Regions from separate parts of the Homo sapiens genome. Here region 2 is linked to region 1. Evidence: chromatin loops called from intact Hi-C (ENCODE). Cell type or tissue: heart right ventricle. All regions are shown on one strand. Each heading gives the region's core, and the rest is flanking DNA. Links, peaks and the distances in the headings are about the cores only.

Region 1 (10,889 bases), core at 1,824-9,823:
GGAGTCACACCCTCAGAAAGGGAAAACTAGAAAAACCCACTAATATCTTGGGATCTCAAAACAATTGCCTGCCCGCAGTGACAGCAATATTTTTCATCCACAGTTCACCTCATGAATGTTGTCACTTTGGGTCTGAGTGAAACAGTTACAATACCTGACTGATTATACCTTGAACATAGTTATTAAATTAAATGTAAATGTTATCTCCCTGCATAATTAAGAGCCACAAGTCAGGTTTGTAACTCATGCGGTTTATAACCCAAACTCCCATTACCTGGGTGGTCTGAAAGATCAGAGAATGTAGTTGTCATCTCATATTTGTTATTTCCCTGGCACTAGAAAGAAGCAGAAGAAAACCCCTCTCTTGAGGAATCTACCTTCCACCTGGGTCTTAAATAGTACAGCAGATAATATCCCAAGAAATATGAGCTCATGTTCAAAAATCATGAAACACTCAGAGAAAGAAGGTGCCAGGAGTGATGGTTGGCATAAATACAAGAAAACAGAATCAGAGCCATCAGGGCCTCAGTTGTTAGAAGTATCAGAAACAGATCATAAAATAAGTATGTTTACTGTATTTAAAGAAATAAGGCGGGGCGCCGTGGCTCATGCCTGTAATCCCAGCACTTTGGGAGGCCGAGGCGGGCGGATCACTTGAGGTCGAGAGTTTGAGACCAGCCTGACCAACATGGAGAAAACCCATCTCTACTAAAAATACAAAATCAGCCGGGCGTGGGTGCGTGCTTGTAATCCCAGCTACTCGGGAGGCTGAGGCAGGAGAATCGCTTGAACCCGGGAGGCGGAGGTTGCGGTGAGTCGAGATCACGCCATTGCACTCCAGCCTGGGCAACAAGAGCGAAACTCTGTCTCAAAAATACAGAAAGAAAGAAAGAAAGAAAGAAAGAAAGAAAGAAAGAAAGAAAGAAAGAAAGAAAGAAAGAAAGAAGAGGTTAACAATAAGAACAAAAGCTGGGGTGCACTGGTTCATGCCTGTCATTCCAACACTCTGGGAGGTCACAGCGGGTAGATCACTTGAGGCCAGTTCAAGACCAGCCTGAGCAACATGGCAAAACCCCATCTCTATAAAAAATACAAAAAATTAGCCAGGCATGGTGGTACAGCCCTGTAGTCCCAGCTACTTGTGGGGCTGAGGTGGGAGGAAGGATTGCTTGAGCCCAGGAGGTGAAGGCTGCAGTGATTGCGCCACTGCCCTCCAAATCACGCACAGAAGGAGACTATTTCAAAAAAAAAAAAAAAGCAAGAGACTATAAAATAATCAAGTAAGTCATTTTATAGCATATTTGAAGAAAGGCCAAATAAAATGTTAAAAAATATATTAAACACTAGAGATAGGTGACAGAAAATAAAACATTCTGGAAGAGAGAATTACTGAATTGAAAGGAGATCTGAACAAACAATCCAGAATTCAGCACAGAAGGACAAAGAAATGATAAAAAAGAGAAGCAAGCTAGGCATGGAGGCTCACGCCTGTAATCCCAGCACTTTGGGAGGCCAAGGCAGGCAGATCACGAGGTCAGCAGATCGAGACCATCCTGGCCAACCCGGTGAAACCCTATCTCTACTAAAAACACAAAAAATTAGCCGGGCGTGGTGGCGGGCGCCTGTAGTCCTTCTACTTGGGAGGCTGAGGCAAGAGAATGGCATGAATTCGGGACGCAGAGGTTGCAGTGAGCCGAGATCACGCCACTGCACTCCAGCCTAGGTGACAGAGCGAGACCCTGTCTCAATTAAAAAAAAAAAAAAAAAAGAAAAGAAAAGCAAAAAATGTGGAAGCCACTGAGGTATGTGCTTCATCTAAATAAGAGAGTAGACTAAGAAAGAGGAAAACATGACTGACACAAAAGGAAGCTCAAGATCAGGACGAGGAAGATTGTGAATGATAATGACACATCAGGTGCAGTGGAGTGGAGGGCATCAGTAGGCTTTTGGGGAGAAGTCCTTGGACACACAGAACAAATGAAAAACATGATATGTCTAAATGTTTGAAAAGAGATTTAGGAAAGTGGCAAAGACTTCTGGGGGTGAACTGACTTTAAATATGCAGCAAACTAAGAAAAAGAAAACAGGAAAAGGAAAACACATCTAGGAAAAACAAATTTTTTTACAGGAAAGACAAAAATTAGGACAGTTTACTACATGGCTTACCTATTACTCTGTTAAAATAATGCAAGCACTGACATTTACAGTAGTTGCATAAAATATTATAACACTGTACACGTTTTTTTTTTTTTTTTTTTTTTTTTTGAGATCTTGCTCTGTTGTCCAGGCTGGAATGCAGTGGTGCGATCTCGGCTCACTGCAAGCTCCGCCTCCCGGGTTCACGCCATTCTCTTGCCTCAGCCTCCCAAGTAGCTGGTACTACAGGTGCCTGCCACCACGCCCGGCTAATTTTTTGTACTTTTAGTAGAGACAGGTTTTCACCATGTTAGCCAGGATGGTCTCGATCTTCTGACTTCGTGATCCACCCCCCTCAGCCTCCCAAAGTGCTGGGATTACAGGTGTGAGCCACAGTGCCCAGCCCCCCTTTTTAAATGCTACGTTATCTTCTCTCCCAAATGGGTTTCTACAGTGAATCCTCCATGACGGAAAAAATGCAACGAACCAGAGGTCTGACTCCGGGGTCATTCTGGATAACAGGCTTGTAGTACATCCCACCCTCCTGCAGCTGGAAAGAAGGAAATGGAACGGAGGGTCCTGGTGACTTACAGAGTAGGTGACGCCGCTGGAAGACACAGGGGACACCTCGTTGGCAGAAGTAGTCACAGCCAGAGAAGCCAGGGCAGGGAAGAGACTTTCCATCTCAGGCTCCTCCGAGAGGTTGTCCTCACTGTCCGCCTGGCCATGTTTCTCTGTCTCGCTGCTCCTCCAGCCCTCCATCACAACATCGTCCTTTTCAGGCAGGGCCATGTCCAGGCTGCCCGTGATGGACATGAACTCGTCCATGCTCTCGTTGGCCAGGAGGTCACTCTCCAGGCTGTCCTGCACGGCCAGCTCCTCCCGGGGAGCCTCATCCTGAGATGTGGTGGCCTCGCTGCTCTGCCTGTCATCCACGCTGCCATCCCTAGGTCGCAGCACCGTGGGGGTGTTCCGCTGGGCGTCCAAGACACTGTCTTCTGTGCTCAGACTGGGCTCTGAGTGCTCTGAGAGGCCCGAGGAGAAGTTATGGGAGGAAGGATGACCCGAGTCTGGGGAACAAGTGCCGTTCACTAGGTTCCCATTGGGGATCTTGGGCTGTTTCTCCTCCAATCTGCCTTCAGCCTCCACCTGCTCCACCTCATCCACAGACTCAAACACCTGAGGACAAGGTGCACAAAAACAGATGGACCGGCATGTCGACTGCAGCATTACTTACATCAGCAACCTAAACATCCAACAACAGGTGATCGGCTTAAATATGGATCAAGCATGCAGTGGAATACCATACAGTCAGTGAAAAGAACGAGGCAAAACAAGGTGTAATATACGCTCCCATTTGTGACAAATAAGAAAGTGATCTAGGCTGGGCATGGTGGCTCACGCCTGCAATCCCAGAACTTTGGGAGGCCAAGGCAGGTGGACTGCTTGAACCCAAGAGTTTGACACCAGCCTGGGCAACACGGTGAAACCTGGTCTCTGCAAAAAATACAAAAAATTAGCCTGGTATGGTGGCACACACATGTGGTCTCAGCTACTTGAGGGGCTGAGGTGGGAGAATCACCCAAGCCTGGGGAGTCAAGACTTCAGTGAGCTGTGACCATCATGCCACTGCACTCCAGCCTGGGTGATGGGAGTGAGACTCTGTCTCAAACAGCAATAAAAAAGTGATCTATGTGCTTGTGTATGCATAAAATAATCCACAAAGAGACAAAAAAGTACTGCAGTTGACTCTGTTTTGTCTTGTTTTCTGAGATGGAGTTTCTCTCTTGTTGCCCAGGCTGGAGTGCAGTGGCACAATCTTGGCTCACTGCAACCTCCACCTCCCGGGATCAAGTGATTCTCCTGCCTCAGCCTCCCGAGTAGCTGGGATTACAGGCACTCGCCACCATGCCTGGCTGATTTTTGCATTTTTATTAGAGATGGGGTTTCACCATGTTGGCCAGGCTGGTCTCGAACTCCTGACCTCAGGTGATCTGCCCACCTCGGCCTCCCAGAGTGCTGTGATTACAGGCGTGAGCCACCACGCCCCGCGTGCAGTTGACTCTGAGAAGGGGGTACTAGGGAATCAAAATAAGGGGAGACAATAACTTTTCATCATATAGACTTTTACCATGTGTACCTAATTTTATTTTTATGTATGTATTTATTTATTTAAGATGGAGTCTCGCTCTGTTGCCCAGGCTGGAGTGAAGTGGCACGATCTTGGCTCACCACAACCTCCGCCTCCCGGGTTCAAGCAATTTTCCTGCCCCAGCCTCCCAAGTAGCTTGGATTACAGGCATGTGCCACCATGCCCAGCTAGTTTTTGTATTTTTAGTAGAGTCAGGGTTTCACCATGCTGGCCAGGCTGGTCTTGAACTGCTGATCTCAGGTCATTGACCTGCCTCGGCCTCCCAGAGTGCTGGGATTACAGGCATGAGCCACCGTGCCCAGCCTCATGTATACATAATTTTTCTCATTCAAAAAATTAGTTAACACACGGAAAAGGCAAAAAAAAAAAAACCAAAAAACAAAAAATAAAAAAACCCTATTACTTTTACACCCAGGTGGTTGACTATTATGAATCAATTTTTCAAGTTAGATATACATGAAATACTATGAAAAAAATCTCCAGAATACATTTTAGAGATTTTTTTGTGACTCTTTGTGTTCTTGGATCATATCAAGGGTACACAGTTAAAGATCATGTTCCAAAGTCACCTGAAATATTTCTTCCCTGTGTGGTTATGTCACCAACTTGATTTATGGTTAGTTTCATGTGTTTCTGTGTTTTCAAAAACTTCTTTTTGATTCAATTGATTTTAATTATGTAAAAAGTTTACCTAGCTTCAGAGTCAAAACCAGAGTTTTTTTTTTACTCCAAAATCAAAATTAGGAAGCAAGGCATATTCAAGGAAATGTAGCTTCTGTCTCTGCCCCCTCCTCTCTCGGTAATCATTCTGATTCGTTTCTGGTTGCTCCTCATACCATTCTCAAAAATGGAGGCAAATATATACAGATATTAATATTGCCTCTTCTTACACAAAAGGTGACAACACACTATGCATGTTTTTGCACTTGGCTTTGTGTGTGCGTGTGTGTGAGACAGGGTTTCACTCTGTCACCCAGGCTGGAGTGCAGTGGCGTGATCATGGCTCACTGCAGCCTCAACCTCCTGGGCCCTGGTGATTCTCCCACCTTAGCCTCCGGAGCAGCTGGGACTACAGGCACGCACCACCATGCCCAACTGATTTTTTTCGTATTTTTTGTAGAGACAGGGTTTTGCCATGTTGCCCAGACTGGGTTTAAGCTCCTGGGCTTAAGCTATCTGCCTACCTTGGCCTCCCAAAGTGCTGGGATTACAAGTGTGAACTACCATGCCCAGCCAGCTTTTTTCTTTAAAAACGGAGTGAGATTGAGTTATCTCTTTTCACCAATTGAAACGGAAAGTTGTTGAACAACATATATGATGGCATTTATGTACACATTTAAAAAACAACTACCAAACATTGCTATAGATTATATATTTCTGTGTATGTATATGCATACAGAAGGTTTTGAAAGGAACACAGCAAACTCATGATAGTGGTGTTATTTCAAGAGAGGGCAGGCAGAGATTAAGGACGATCAAAGCAGACTTTGACTTTCTCTACAATGTTTTAGTTTTTTGCAGGGGTGATAGATCCATATATTTCTTGCATTACTAAACAAAAAACAAAAAACAATGTTTAATGCTAATATAAAAAGCTAAAACAAATAAAGCAAAAAGTGACCTACAGATGACGGACACCCAACCCCCATGACCCCAGGCAGAAGGGAGAGGAGTGGGTGGGAGGGGGCGAGGCCTCCACAAGGTCACCTGTGTGCTGCTGCTGGAGTCGCTGTGCAGGCGGATGTTCTGGCGGCCCGAACTGCAGCTCTGGGAGGACTGAGAAAAGAAAGAGCAGGAGGGAGGGAGGGTGAGGCTGCACCCTGGCCCAGAGCAGGAAGGACTGCTGGGCTGGGAGCCAGAAAGTCTAGTTGCATCTCTATTCCTAACTTGCACAAGTCCTCTCTCAGAGCATCAGTTTCCTAGCTGTAAAATGAAAGGGGGGCACCACTCCCTGCTTCCTGGAGCCTCTTCAGAGACCGCTTTGACCTCTGGGTTCCCACCTCTCACCTCTGCAACTAGAGCACCCCACCTTTAACTGCTCTGTAATTGAGACTTCTGGCCAATATTTCAGTTCAACTCACAGAGTAACTGGTTCTATTAATGGCTCCACTTTTTTTTTTCCCATGATCCCTGTATACATGCTTCTGCCCTATAACCTCATAGTCCTTGCCTACTCTGACACTAGACTTGGCCATGTGGCTTGCTTTTGTCAATGGGATGTTAACAAACTTGACTCAGCAGAGGCTTAGAACACCCTTGTGCATTTCCGCTTTCTCTCTGTGGCATCTGCTTTCACCGTGAGAGCACGTCCAGGTTAACTTGCTGGGCAGTGAGCCACGTGGAGCACAGCTGAGTCACCCCAGGCAAATACGAGAGCCCAACCAAGATAAACAAATGTTTTAGTTGACCAGTTACGGACAGCTGGTGCCAGAATAAGCCTCGCCTAGCCCAGTTAAGAACAGAACTTGCCAGCTGACCCAGAGTTGTGAGCAAAAATAAACGCTGACTGTTGGAAGTCATTGATTTTTGGTGGTTGTTTGTTACACACTGTTATTGTGGCAATTGATGACTGATATCATCACTGCTGAAGAAAATTAACTTTTTTTTGAGAGGGAGTTTCGCTCGTTGCCCGTGCTGGAGTGCAGTGATGCAATCTCGGCTTGCTGCAACTTCCGCCTCCCGGGTTTAAGTGATTCTCCTGCCTCGGCCTCTCAAGTAGCTGGGATTACAGGCGCTCAGCTAATTTTTGTATTTTTAGCAGAGATGGGGTTTCACCATGTTGGCCAAGGCTGGTCTTGAACTCCTGACCTCAGGTGATCCACCCGCCTTGGCCTCCCAAAGTACTGGGATTACAGGCGTGAGCCACCACCCTCAGTCAAGGGTGGTGAGATCCTACTTTTTACTGAGATCCTACTTTGGGCTATTAAACTGGAAGTTCTGGGAGGACAGACCAGTCTGTCTGGGTCACTGGAACATTCCTGATATCCCAGGATATTCCTGATAGTACCTGCACATAGTAGATACTCAATAAGCATTTGTTGAATCAATGAAAGTCAGGCAGTGCGCCAGGCACTTTATATACATTGTCTTGTTTGGACTGTACACGAACCTCCTCTACACCTGATTATTCCCATTTTACAGATGCAGAAAACTGAGGCCCAGAAGAAAAGGTACTGGTAGGGAACCCCAGAACTACTAAATGGTGGGACTAGAGTTTGAATTCAGGTCTGATTCCAAAGTCACCGCACACTCTTAAAGAAAAAGCCAGGGGTGAGACTGTCACCAGGCCCCAGACACCCAGTCTTCACCACTCTTAGAACAGCCCAATGAAGCAGACCCTGACCTTCCCCAGCCCCCGCGCTCCCCGAGGCCAGCCGCCCATCACCTCATTGCTGATGGTTGAGTCCCTGTGCAACATCCGGTGCAGGTGGCTGTCCAAGCTGGCCCCGGATGAGCATTTGGCCAGGGCGGCCGCATGGGACTCCCGCTCCCTCTGCCGCACGATCGCCTCGCAGCCCAGCCACTCAGCCATGGTCTGTGCATAGCAGGCATGAATCTGCTCGTCCACCTGCCAGGGCAGATGCAATGTCACCCGAGGTGTCAACAAAGGGGCGCCTGGGGAGGGCCAGACCAACGTGGAAGAGAGTGGCTCTGATCCATCCAACATTCACGCAGTTAACATCCAGCAGATATTAACTGAGCACCTACTATGCTATGCCTAGCACTGGTTAGGCTCTGAAGACACAAAGGGAGCAAGGCTACTTCTTTCCTTATTTCCCTCCTTCCTTTATTCATTCATGCATACATATATAAATTTCAACTATTCATTGAGTCCTTACTATGTGCTAGATAGTACATAGGCCCTGGGGATACAAAAGTGAGAAGACTGTTTCTATTTTTCTTTCCCTCCCCCCCCTCCGCTTCCTTCCTTCCTTCCTTTCTTTCTTGACAGAGTATGGCTCTGTCACCAGGCTGGAGTGCTGTAGCACAATCTTGACTCACTGCAGCCTCCCGGGTTCAAATGATTCTCCTGCCTCAGCCTCCTGAGTAGCTGGGACTACAGGCATGCGCCACCACGCCCAGCTAATTTTTGTATTTTTTTTTTTTTTTTTTTAGTAGAGACGGGGTTTCACCTTGTTGGCCAGGATGGTCTTGATCTCTTGACCTCGTGATCCGCCCGCCTCAGCCTCCCAAAGTGCTGGGATTACAGGTGTGAGCCACTGCGCCCGGCCAAAAGTGAGAAGACTGTTTCTTTCTTTTTTACTACCTTCCCTCTCTCTTTACTCATTCATTCATCCATTCATTCACTCACTCAATTTGATAAGTACCTATTACATACCAGGCACCAAACTAGCCATATGGAATACAAGATGAGCAAGATGCTGACCTTCCCCCACCTATCCACTCAATCAACGCATGACCTGAGGGCCTCCCATGTACCCCACATGGGCTACAGGTGCTGAGGATACAATACAAATAAAACCAACCCGCTTCCTTTCCTTACAGCAATGGCCTTACAGAAGGGCCACAGATTTCCAGCTTTTTCCTTGTGGGATTCAGCAAAGAGGTGGGGAGCTTCCATTGTCCCTGAGTAACACAGCCCAGGTAACAGGCTCTGCGTCTGCCAGACCTCTGGGCACCACGGGGACGGATTGGCTGATCTAGGTAAGGAGAGCCAGGATGGGAAAAGAGAGGGTGGGGAGCCCGACCCTCTCCTATGGCTACTCAGGACTTCGGGAGGGGGACTGAGGGTCCATCCTGCCCAAGGGCCTCGCCTGAGCCACTCCCTCCTGCCCACCTCCCTGAGACTCCTCCAAGCCCTGCCCACCTCCCAATTCCCAGTGCCATCCTGGGCCAGGGTTACACCACTTTCACCTAGATGCATGGCCCCAGCAGCCTCCATCCAGGTCTCTGTTGCAGCCTGACCACCCCGCCCCCTGAACCGTGCACCACTTAGCAGTCGTGATCCTTGTTTCCTCTCCAGCCTCCCCTCTCACTGCTGCCTCCACCATCCTACTCCTTCATGTCTCAGCAACTCACACCCACCATGCCCTTCCTGCCCCTCCCTAAACCCATTCGGACACACACACCACACCACGCTGGTCTCCCCTCCAGACCTCTGCCTGTGCTGTCTTCTCTTCCCTTCTTCACCCTCTTGGCCCGAAAAGTAATTCCTTCTGAGAATTTACGAACAACCAGCTCCTCCAGGAGTCTTCTCTGACTGCCTTCACCCCTGCCCGTCTTAGGTGCTTCCCATATGCTCCTGCAGCCCTCGGGGTTGCCTCAATCCCACCAGTGACCACCACAACCCCCATGAAACTGGGAAGGACCTCACCTAATGTGCTTCTGCATCCCCAGCTCTGAATACGGGGCTCTGTACATCAGAGTTGTCAGTTACTGACTCCCCAGGAAGCCACCAGGCATGGGTGAAGTGTGGAGGGGCCTCACACTAGTACTGAGATGAACTTCAGACATTTCACTAGCATGGGTCCTTATAATACAGAACTACAGAAACTTTCTGCTTTCTCCTCTCCTTCAACTTTTCTGATTACCCCAGGGAGAAAGGGCCAGTCTGGTGCTCCTATGCTTCCCACACTTCTCGATACTTTGTCATCTCCCCTCCATCCTTTATATTTTTTTAGACAGGGTCTTACTTTGTCACCCAGGCTGAAATGCAGTGGCACAATCATAGCTCGCTGCAGCCTCCAACTCTTGGGCTCAAGCAATCCTCCCGTCTCAGCCTCCTGAGTAGCTAGGACTATAAGCACACGCTACCATGCCCAGCTAGTTTTTAAATTTTTTGTAGAGATGGGGGTCACGCTATGTTGCTCAGGCTGGTCTTGAACTCCTGGCCTCAAGCAATCCTCTTGCCTTGGCCTCCCAAACATAATCTCCCTTTTTAACAAAGAGACGGCAGGCCTTAGGCAGGCTATAACATCTAGTTAGAACAGAATTACACCATTTAATCTCACTCTATTTTTATAGTTTCCTTCTATTCACGACAAGTTATACTGGCTTCTCGTTTATGGCAGGGATATAAAATATCTTTTAAAATAAGTTGTATAAATCTTAAGCGAGTCAATTTAAATCAAATGTTAAATAAATAATAGTACAAGTGATACACGAATATAGAGTGTAAAATACCACCAGATTTTAGGCTGGGGGTAGTTGGCTCACGCCTGTAATCCCAGGACTTTGGGAGTCCGAGGCGGGCAGATCACAAAGTCAGAAGTTCAAGACCAGCCTGGCCAACCTAGTGAAACCCCGCCTCTACTAAAAATACAAAAAACATTAGCCGGACGTGGTGGCAGGTGCCTGTAGTCCCAGCTACTTGGGAGGCTGAGGCAGGAGAATCGCTTGAACCCAGGAGGTGGAGGTTGCAGTGAGCTGAGATCGCACCACTGCACTCCAGCCTGGGCAACAGAGCGAGACTCCACCTCAAAAAAATAATAATAATAAAAAAACATATACAAGCAGATGCAAAATCTGGTGAAATCCTAGTAAGACCTGTAGTCTAGCTAGTTGTATTGTGTCAGTGTTAACACTCTGGTTTTGACAGTGTACTTACTTTAGTTACATAAACTGTTACCACTGGGGAAAG
Region 2 (10,889 bases), core at 1,382-9,381, 90 kb after region 1:
CTTACTCACTGTTTATCTGAAAGTCAAATTTAACTGGGCGACCTGGATGTTATCTGGCAACCAAACCTAGGGACGGGAGACAAAACTGCTCCCCTTCATTAAGAACCACTGGGTCACAGTAAAACTGCAGGGTCCCCATGGTAACGTCAATTGCTTCTCTCGTTTTTCTCCAACCTTCTTAGCAAGTCCTGCCTGCCTCTCCCATCTCATCACCCCTAACCCAGAGGCTGGGAGGCTCAGTTCTCCAAACAGGCTCTGTTCAGCAGCTATGATGATGGCTCCCCAATTACAGCCCTTCCACCAGCTCCGGTCGCAGAGCTAAATGTAGCTTCCACTCCAGGACCTGCCTCATCTCCCTGTCTCCTTCCTGGGGTCTCATCTGCCTCCCACCAGCCCCTGCATTCTCCCCTCCAATTAAGAGGCTTTCTAGGCCCAGCCCAGAGGCAGGAAAACAAGGCAGTTAGTCACTTTGCTTCCATTATCAACTGGCATCACATGGCTGGCTCCTTTAATGGCAGTTGTTATGGCAACGGGAAGCCAGTCCCTGCTCGCTCTGGGAACCAAAACAAAATTAAGGGTTGGCAGGGAGGGTAAAGGAAGCCAGGAAGGAGCCAAGATAGAGCTGGTCAGATTTAACTGGAGGAAATCACGCTGAGGCCACCTTGTTTCCAGCTTTCTCTTGGTGGTACCGAGGACAGAGGGAAAAAAAAAAAGGATGCTTGCCCTGGAGGAGCTCAGGCTAACGTGGTGGGTGTTCTCGCAGGGTTTATCTTGCCAGCTGAATCATTTTCATCCCCATTATGAATAAACGGAAACCCACACACTGATAAAGGTAAAGACAGATCTTGTCTAAGATTGTGCAGTGAACAGGCCAGCAATTTCAGCTCCATCACCTTCTTTCCCTGTTCTCGATGTCCTCCCCATTCCTTTCCCTTGCTTTTGGGATAAGACCACATGTTCCGCCTTCTCCGCATCTGCACCTTTCTCCTTTGTCTCTGCTCCGGTCACTTCGGTTCCTTCAAATTCACAGTGTTCCCTCCAGCCACAAAGCTTCTGCATGTACAAAACCTTCTGCCAGGAATGGTTTTTCTTAGTGTCTCTCAACCCTCTTATCTTCACCTTAAAGTCCTACTCATCTTGCACCTGTCTTCTGAAACGTCATATCCTGGGCCCCTGCACATGGTCAGTTGTCCCTGTTTTGGGTTCTTGCAGCCCCGGGTGCCTCTCCTTCACATCTCTGTTCACAGCCTGTAATTATCCTTGTAATTTTGATAAGGTAACTGTTGGGAGTGTGTTTCCTCCGCTGCAAGGTCAGCCCCAGGAGGACAGGGACAGGGCCCATCTACAAGGGGCCTGTCCCTGCTATATCCACAGAACCTAGCCCAGGGTCTGACACACAGCCCTCAGTAAATAAACACATCTGGGGTTGGAATCCAGCTCTAGTTGAGCCCAAAGTTCTTCTTGACCTGCCTCATGGGTGCTGTGTCCAGCTGGCTCCCCAGGCCAGCACTGGACAGTTTCCAGCTCCCAGCCTCTGTTGGCCCCTTCGTGGCTGCAGTGGCTCTGGCAAACCTTGCAGAGCTGCCCAGCCTATCTAGAGATGTCGATTGTTAAGGCACTCCTTCTAGAAAGAAGGCTGGGGAAACAGATGTACACACAGAAGACAGATATACACACAGACACATGTAGATATGTGTACATACAATGCAGTCTCTGGGTGAGGCTGTGACAGGCAGAGATGTGGCTCCTTTGAACCCAGAGAGTGGGGAGGAGGGAGATCTGATTTGACTCTCAGATTTCTAGGCAAAGAGCTTTCCCTTCTGTTCCACTAGAGACTGGCTCTCTGACACTGAGAGAGATGCTCCCCAAAGAGGTAAGCAAAGGAAGGAAAGGACAGGGGAGACGTGCTTTGGGGGGCACCGAGTTGTTGCCATGTTCTTAGGGTACCTATGTTGAATAGGAACTCAAAAGACAGAAGAACGGAACCTGTTCCCTCACACTGGTTCTGTGCCCTTGAAATGTCACTTATTGTCTCTGGGCCACAGTGTTCTCATCTGTACAGTAGAAACTGTACTGCCCACACATTCTGTCCAAGGTGTGGCACCGTGTAGATTTGGATGAGCATGTTTGTGGGATGGGAGGGTCAGAGTGTGGCTCTGACATCAAAAAGACCTGGGGGGTAAGTCCCAACTCTGTCCCATCTTGGCTGTGTGCTCTTGGGCAAGTTATTCCCCCTCTTTGAGCCCAAGACCCAAACTAGACTGACACGGGTCAGACCTTAGAGGACACTGATACTAATGCATCCTTCTGCAGATGGAGAAACTGACTCCTAGAGAGAAGAAGGAACCTGCGCAGGAAACTGAGGAAGATGGTAGCTGAGCTGGGACCTGGGCCTCAGCCAGAGCCTTCCCCAGATGTCTTACTGGTGTTCTCTTCTGCCTGCAGCCCCCTCCCCATTCAACCAACCATTGCCTTAAAAACAAAGCTACCCCAGGCAAAAACATCTCAGGGACACATATTACACGTAGGTCTGGTTAAACCACGAACAAAAAGACAGCAGGTGCTTTGTAAGGTACATGCCCCTCCACTGAAAGTGACAAGGATGTTGTTGGTCTGTGAGTTCTATTGAAAAGAGGTTCTAGGCTGGGAGCAGTGGCTCACGCCTGTAATTCCAGCACTTTGGGAGGCCGAGGCAGGCGATCACGAGGTCAGGAGATCGAGACCATCCTGGCTAACGTGGTGAAACCCCGTCTCTACTAAAAATAAAAAAATAAAAAATTAGCCGGACATGGTGGCTCCTGTAGTCTCAGCTACTTGGGAGGCTGAGGCAGGAGAATGGCGTGAACCCAGGAGGTGGAGTTTTTAGTGAGTGGAGACTGTGCCACTGTACTCTATCCTGGGCAACAGAGCGAGACTCCGTCTCAAAAAAAAAAAAAAAACACCAAGAAAAAAAAAAGATAAGAGGTTCTAGATGGATCTCCCTTGGAATACCCACAGGAGTCTATACAAGGGCTGAGCTGAAAACTTCTGGGCCTTTCTGAGGGATCCAATGTATTTTGCATGTCTCATTCGAAAATGCTAGAATGTGCAAGCAGCCCTGGAGCTCATTCTTTAAACAAAATAGGACATGCCACACACAGAGACACACACACACACACACACACACGCAGGCACATACTCATGCTCCCGGAGGACGGAGGAGCAGCAACAGGTCCAAGCCTCGAGGCTGCCCTTGGTGGCTGTCTGCCACTGTGCAGGGAAGGAGGGGTCATCAGTGATGCTTGATGCTGCCACCTCAGCCAACACCCCCAACACATACACACACATGCACGCATGTACACACACACACACTGAAAGCCAGGCCCAGAAACCAGGCCAGCCCACGATGTCTGCTGCCATGCAAGGCCTTGGGCTAAGCGCTGATAAGGTTCAAAAGTGATGAAGACACAGCAGCAATGGGGTCTGAGACTGAAGAATGGGGAGGGCAACACACAAGACACACGCACACAGACGGAGTCACAGCCCTAGTTATTCATGCAGACTCATGCATCACATGCCACACACCTACTCAAGATACACACACACACTCACAGCATCACTCATTCACAGACTCATGCACCACACAATATACACACACAGACCCACCCTCACAAAAACAGATACAAAGACACACATAGATACGTGTACACACAGTGCAAAGAGATACACTTAGGTATCTCCAGACAGATGCACAGACATTCTCATACGCACACACTCACAGCCACAGGTCCTCACCCATGCAGGTATACACACCAGAGCACGCAGTCCAGGCATCGAGATGCTACCCCAAGGACTATAAATTCTGTCTATGGGGTTCTGGGAGGTCATTGGCCATGAGCCCTAAAGACTAGACTGCCCCCCTCTCCACGCGCTGACCCCAAGGAGAGTGGAGGGGCAGAGGAATGGCAGAACCTCTCTGATTCTCACCCTCTGAATGTGGGGTGGGAGTGGGGCGGGGGGAGTGAAGGGACCCCTACTGCCAGGGGAGCAGCTCACTGACCCGTGACTCTCAGGGAGGGAGTCCCCTGGCTCTTGGAGGTGGCTCCAAGGACTGAGAATTCGGGGGCTGGGAAGGGAGGTTTTATTTTCCTTCTGCCTTTTCCTGAAGCGTGCCCCACCTTCGGCAGCCCCATTCAGAGCCCCTCCTCCAGCACACCCTGTGGGGGGCGTCCCCCTAGCAGCTTCTCTCTCTTGGAAGGTCCCCTTCCTGAGCCGCGCCCACCTGCTCCTCCACAAGAGGAGGTCCTATCGGGATACATCCAGGTGTGCCCCACACCTGGAGGGCCCTCACGCTACATCCGCCCCCGCAAAAAGCCTCAAATGGGCCAAAGCCTCCCCACACCTACGCCCACCCCCAAACTCCCTCGCTGCGCCTCCTGCCCTGCGGGAGGTCAATGCCCACCCAGGTGAGCCCCACACCTGTTCTGGCCGCCCCCCCGCCGCCAGAGGCCACCCTTCCACGAAGACTCTTTTCCCGTTTGGCCGCTGCTGCCGGGGGAGTCCTGCCCAGTGCCCCCACCCCGGCACCCACCTCCTTCTTGACGGTGCGTAGCAGCCTCTGTCGGGTCTCCGCCTCTGTGGGACAAGAAACGAGAGCCGCGGGTCAGCCGAGAGAGGGTGCGGGGGCCGGGCGCTGCCCTCCCGCCGCCCTCGTGTCCAGCGGCCTCTTACCCGCGGGGGCCGAGGCCATGGCTCCGAGCGCTGCGTTCCGAGTCCCAGGAGGCGGTGGCGGCGGTGGCGGCGGTAGCTCCTCCGGCCGCGGCGCTGCTGCTGCAGCCGCGGCGGGGCGGGGCCGAGCGCTGAGTGACGGCCGGAGGGCGCCCGACGTCAGGACCCGAGGCGGCCGCCCCACCCCTCCGGAAAGCCACCGCTCGGCGGGGCAGCCGGGTCGCCTGCGCCAGGAGCCTTCGCGCCAAGCACGCACGCTCCCTCCCGCGCACCCAGCGCCCGAGCCTCTCAGGCTCCCCCAACCTCCACGCCAGCGCCCGCGTCCCTCCCTCTTCCCTAGGGCGGGGAAGGAAAGCGTCCGTCCTGAACCCTCCTCTGTGGGCCAGGCTCCAGGAAGTCACAGGAAATGGTGGGGCTACTACCGATATTCTCCAAGCCTCAGTTTTCTCATCTTTAAAATGGGTATAATGTGGTATAAAATGGGCATAATGGGTCTCAGAACGATCTGAGCCTTAAGTGAGATATTGGATGTGAAGCCCTTAATACAGACCCAGGGGGAAAGGCCAGCGAGCATAAATGCTTGCCACTGTTACTGTTATTATTATTAATTATTATTATTGAGGGTCTTCCAGCCGGTCGCGGTGGCTCACGCCTGTAATCCCAACACTTTGGGAGGCCGAGGCGGGCAGATCACTTGAGGTCAGGAGTTCGAGACCAGCCTGGCCAACATAGTGAAACCCCGTCTCTACGAAAATACAAAAATTAGCCGGACATGATGGCGAGCTGCCTGTAATCCCAGCTACTGGGGAGGCTAAGGCAGGAGAATCTCTTGAACCCGGGAAGCAGAGGTTACAGTGATCCAACATGGCGCCATTGCACTCCAGCCTGAGCGACAGAGTGAGACTCCGTCTCAAAAAATAAAAAAAATACAAATACAAAAATTAGCCAGGCATGGTGGCGTGCTCCTGTAATCCCAGCTACTCAGGAGGCTGAGGCATGAGAATTGCTTGAACCCTGGAGGCAGAGGTGTCAGTGAGCCAAGATTGTGCCACCACACTCCAGCCTGGGCAACAAAAGTGAAACTCCATCTCAAAAAAAAAAAAAAAAAAAAGAGTCTTCCAAGATACACTGGTTATCCATTCAGGAGAGGCCGGGACTTAAGTGGCTCCCTCCCCGACATGCAGGTCACTGGAGGAGTGGGGTTTTCCCAGGAGTCTGGCCCCAAAAGGAGGCACTTGTCAGCCAGGATCTCTGGGGCTGAGCAAGCAGTGGGCTCTGTGGGAAAAGCCTTGTTCCATCAAGAGCCCCTGGTCACCCCAAGTCCCTAACTGTATCCACCCAGAATGCAACTCAGGTCAATATTTATTGAGCACCTACTCTGTGCCAAGTGACTGTGCTAGAGATTTCTAAGTGAGCAAGACAGACAATGAACTCTGCCCTCATGGAGTTTAGGAGGCGGACAACAAAATATGTAAGAAAAGGACAGACCATGCTGGAAAGTTCTGGAGAAAAATTAAGTAGGCAAGGGGGACAGGGAGGGCCCAGACCCCTGGGGATCGTATTCTGAAGTAGGGTGGTTGAGGGAGGCCCCACTGAGCAGGTGACATTTAAGCAAAGAGGAAAAGGAGTAGGCCATGGGGATTTCTGGAGGAAGAGCAGTTGAGTCAAGGGAACAGCAAATGCAAAGTCCCTGAGGAGGGAGTGTGTCCAGTCAAACAGTGACAAATAGCACAGATGCCTGTGGGGCTGGAGTGGTGTGAACAATGGGGACGGTGGTGGGATGTTGGCCAGAGAGGTGCAGGGCCAAAACCCTGTATGACTTTGATGGTGATGTTAAGGATTTGCAATGCCTTTTAGGGTCCCCCAGTATTCAGGCCTTCCTTCAGAAGGACTAGAGGGCAGCTTAGAGTGCCTCTCCGTGCAGCAGTGGATCCAGAGCCCCCTTTTTTCCATTGGTCAGTGTCAGGGGTCTCTGGCCGTAAGCCACAGAAGCTGACTTTGGCTTCCTCAGGCAAAAGGAAATAAACTGGGAAGATAATATGTGATCCCAGAGCCCATGGGAGCCTGGAGAACTGGGAAATGGGATGAAATCAAGGTGGCTCTGGAAGGCCAGAAAGGGGAATCTTGGGAATATTTGCCTGGCAAGGACAGTGTGGTTAGGGCACTGCTGCTCTGGTAAAGAGAATGCCATTCGTTTAAGGTTTTCATCCTATGGAGGGAGTGCCTGATTGTCCTGACCTGGGACACAAGCCTGCCCATTGGCTTGGGGAGAGGTGTCTCAATCACAAACCCCTGCTCCACAATCTCCAGCAAGTCCCCCAGGAGAATGGGAAATGGTTGCTTGGCAGCAAAAATAATCATATATTGCGCACCTACTATGTGGCAGGCACTGCGCTAAGGGCTTTGGGTTTTGCTCACATGATCTTATTGACCCTCCTTCCACCCCACGCTAACCCTATGAGCCTTATGTCATTGACAAAGCCAAGCCTGGAGGGGGTTTCATCCCTGTTTGTTTAACAAGTGTGTGGCCGCCAGGATTCTGACCTGAGGACCAAAGTGATTGATCCATTAGTTCCTCTCCTTGGCTTCACCCCTAAGTTAACTGGGGTACTTTAGGAAGGTGGTAGGGTGCCTAAGCCTCACTCTAGGGAATCATTTTTCAAAACCCACATTTTTCCTTTTCCTGCCAAGCACAAAGTCTGGGAAGTTGACCTGTGCTGGTCCTTGAAAACCTGGAGCTTTTCCTCCAAGATAAAGGACTCCATGGTGTTTGGTGCAGTTGCAACTGGCAGGAGGGCATGGTTGACCTGCATGCAACTCAGGTCAACAGATATTTATGAACACCTACTGTGTGCCAGGTGACTGTGCTAGATACTTCTAAGTGAACGAGACAGGCAAAAAGCTCTGCCCTCGTGGAGCTTAGGAAGCAGACAATAAAATAAGCAAATAATAGAGTATGTTGGAAAGTTCTGGAGGAAAACAAAGTAGGCAGGGGAGACAGGGAGGGCCCAGACAGATGGGGATTTTATTATGAAACAGAGTGGTTGAGGGAGGCCCCACTGAGCAGGTGACATTGGAACCCTGAATTCCATGGGACCAGGGATTGCACCCTGCTGCAGTTGGAACACTCACCACTAGGGGCACCATCACCTAAGATCAGCTTGGGAAGAGTTGCACTCTCCCTGTGGCCAGAATAGGAAAATTTACCTGGGTCCCAAAGCCTCCCCCAGTGTCTGAGAATCCCATTACCTGGCCTATGACACCTCACACCCTTAGCGCTGACCAGTGGTGCAGCAGCTGGAACCAGTTAAGAGAAGCCTCTTTCTCCAGCAATGTTTCTTCAGCGCCCTCAGCTGGGAAAGGTCAGCTCTGTGATCAGCGTAAATGAAAAATGCTAAGAAAGTCCAGGCTAGGCCGGACGCGGTGGCTCACACCTGTAATCCCAGCACTTTGGGAGGCCGAGGCGGGTGGATCGCCTGAGGTCAGGAGTTCGAGACCAGCCTGGCCAACACAGGCGTGGTGGTTCACACCTGTAATCCCAGCACTTTGGGAGGCCGAGGCAGGCGGATCATGAGGTCAGGAGTTCGAGACCAGTCTGGCCAACATAGTGAAACCCTGTCTCTACTAAAAATACAAAAAAAAATTAGCCGGGCCTGGTGGTGTGTGCCTGTAATCCCAGCTACTCGAGAGGCTGAGGCAGGAGAATTGTGTGAACCCGGGAGGCAGAGGTTGCAGTGAGCCAAGCTTGCACCACTGCACTCCAGTCTGGGCAAAAGAACTAGACTCCGTCTCAAAAAAAAAAAAAGAGAGAAAAAAAAAACAGCTTAACCAAGACATGCAGCTGGAAAGTAAGAGAGGCTAGATTCAGGCCGAGGCACTCTTGAGCCTCTTACTATACAGAGAAATCTTGATTAATGTTGTGTTGCATGCCCTATGCAGCAGATACTCCTTGTTGCTGCGATGGTGAATTTTATCTGTCAACTTGCTTGGACCAGGGGTGCTCAAACATTTGCTCAAAGGTTATTCTGGGCGTGACTGTGAGGGTGTTTGTAGATAAGATTAATGTTTGAATCCATCGACTGAGTAAAGCAGATTGCTGTCTCTGATGTAGGTAAGCCTCATTCAATCAATTGAAGATCTGAATGGAACAAAAAAAGGCAGAACAAGAGGAAACTCCTCCTGCCTGACTGTTTGAGCTGCGACATCTTTTCCCACCTTCTGACTCAAATTGAAACCTCTGCTCTTCCTGGGCCTCGGGCCTTCGGACTCAGACTAAAACTGCACTATCAGCCCTCCTGGGCCTCCAGTTTGCTGACTGCAAATCCTGGGACTTCTCAGCTTGCATAATTGTATAAGCCAAGTTCTTGTAATAAATCTCCTTATATATGTATAGATGCATACATATATAAGTGTGCATATATTTATATGTGTGTATATATGTACATCTTGTTGGTTCTGTTTCTCTGGAGAACACTGACTAATACAGTTGTCACCTCAATATTCGTTTGCCTCCCCCTCTTTTTAATGAAACTGAATTTGCCCAGGTATCCAACTCTACACATTGGCCACTGCCTTGGAAGACCCTGTTCTTCTTCCCATCTAGGTAGGTCCTGACTGGACTAAGTCAATCATGGTGCTCCTGCAATTCGCAGTTGCAAAAATATGGAACCAGCCCAAATGTCCATCAATCAATGAGTGGATAAAGAAAATATAATATATATACCACAGAATACTACTCAGCCATAAAAAGGAATGAAATAATGGCATTGCAGCAACCTGGATGGAGTTGGAGACCATTATTCTAAGAGAAGTAACTCAGGAATGGGAAAGTAAACATTTTTTTTTTTTTTTTGAGATGGAGTCGCACTCTGTCACCCAGACTGGAGTGCAGTGGCGCAATCTCAGCTCACCGCAACCTCCGCCTCCCGGGTTCAAGTGATTCTCCTGTCTCAGCCTCCGGAGTACCTATATATTTTTTGGATTTTTAGTAGAGACGGGGTTTCACCATGTTGGCCAGGCTGGTCTGGAATTTCTGACCTCAGGTGATCCACCTGCCTTGGCCTCCCAAAATGCTGGGATTACAGACGTGAGCCACCACACCCAGTCTTTTTTTCTTTTCTTTTTCTTTTCTTTTCTTTTTTTTTTTTTTTTTTTGAGATGGAGTCTCACTCTGTCACCAGGCTGGAGTGCAGTGGCACAATCTTGGCTCACTGCAACCTCCACCTCCCGGGTTCAAGTGATTCCCCTGCCTCAGCCTCCCTAGTAGCTGTGACTGCAGGTGCGCACCACCACACCCAGTTAATTTTTGTAATTTTAGTAGAGACAGGGTTTCACCATTTTGGCCAGGATGGTCTCGATCTCTTGACCTCATGATCCGCCCGCCTCGGCCTCCTAAAGTGCTGGGATTACAGGCGTAAGCCACCGCACCCAGTCGGGAAACTAAACATTCTGTGTTCTCACTTGTAAGTGGGAGCTAAGCTATAAGGACACAAAAGTATAAAAACGATGCAATGGGCCGGTGCGATGGCTCATGTCTGTAATCCCAGCAGTTTGAGAGGCCGAGGTGGGTGGATCACCTGAGGTTGGCAGTTTGAGACCAGCCTGACCAACATGGAGAAACCTCGTCTCTACTAAAAATACAAAATCAGCTGGGCGTGGTGGTGCATGCCTGTAATCCCAGCTACTCGGGAGGCTGAGGCAGGAGAATTGCTTGAATCTGCAAGGCAGAGGTTGCAGTGAGCCGAGATCCCGCCATTACACTCCAGCCTGGGCAACAAGAGCAAAACTCTGTCTCACACGCACACACACACACAAAAAGATACAATGGACTTTGGGGACTCTGGGGGAAGCATGGAGTGGGGAGGGATAAAAGACTACACATTGGGTACAGTGTACACTGCTCGGGTGGTGAGTGCACCTAAATCTCAGAAATCACCACTAAAGAACTTATTCATGTAACCAAACACCACCTGTTCCCCCAAAAACTATTGAAATAAAAAAATTAAAAATAAGTAAATAAATAAAAATCATGATGCTCCTGTTTCCTTTGTCAGTGGTCGGTTTAGATGTGAGCAAGTGACACAGTTCTGGCCAATGAGACACAGGAGAAGTCAGCTAGGTGCCTTCTGGGAATGATTTCTCCACTCTTGAAAGCTCCACATCTGGGCACTAGCACTTTATGT

Evidence for each region. A loop is a pair of places that touch in the nucleus more often than their neighbours do. Peaks named below come from ENCODE experiments on the same cell type or tissue, not always from the same donor. Only the 100,000 strongest peaks of a DNase experiment are listed, where the experiment ranks them.
Region 2: it touches region 1 in a loop (4-fold over the local background); 5 of 110 quality-filtered maps call a loop at or near these places.

The regions. Positions count from the first base shown.
Region 1 is chr22:24,890,398-24,901,286 of GRCh38, reverse strand. It overlaps SGSM1 (small G protein signaling modulator 1), which reads right to left. Exons shown (of 25, transcript NM_001098497.3): 17 at 7,674-7,856; 18 at 5,996-6,064; 19 at 2,728-3,315. It overlaps LOC124900481 (small nucleolar RNA SNORD56), which reads left to right and starts at 73; the gene lies at 73-140. RefSeq lists enhancers at 2,519-3,019, 3,020-3,520, 9,144-9,645. In heart right ventricle, for the core only: no CTCF peak of the experiment used is centred there; DNase peaks (open chromatin) are centred at 6,126 and 6,626; H3K4me3 peaks cover 1,264 bases; H3K27ac peaks cover 2,137 bases.
Region 2 is chr22:24,800,166-24,811,054 of GRCh38, reverse strand. It overlaps SGSM1 (small G protein signaling modulator 1), which reads right to left and starts at 4,844. Exons shown (of 25, transcript NM_001098497.3): 1 at 4,711-4,844; 2 at 4,571-4,614. The coding sequence starts at 4,729. RefSeq lists a silencer at 4,797-5,006. In heart right ventricle, for the core only: CTCF peaks have their summits at 7,639 and 7,839; DNase peaks (open chromatin) are centred at 3,194, 4,914 and 7,834; H3K4me3 peaks cover 1,374 bases; H3K27ac peaks cover 2,167 bases.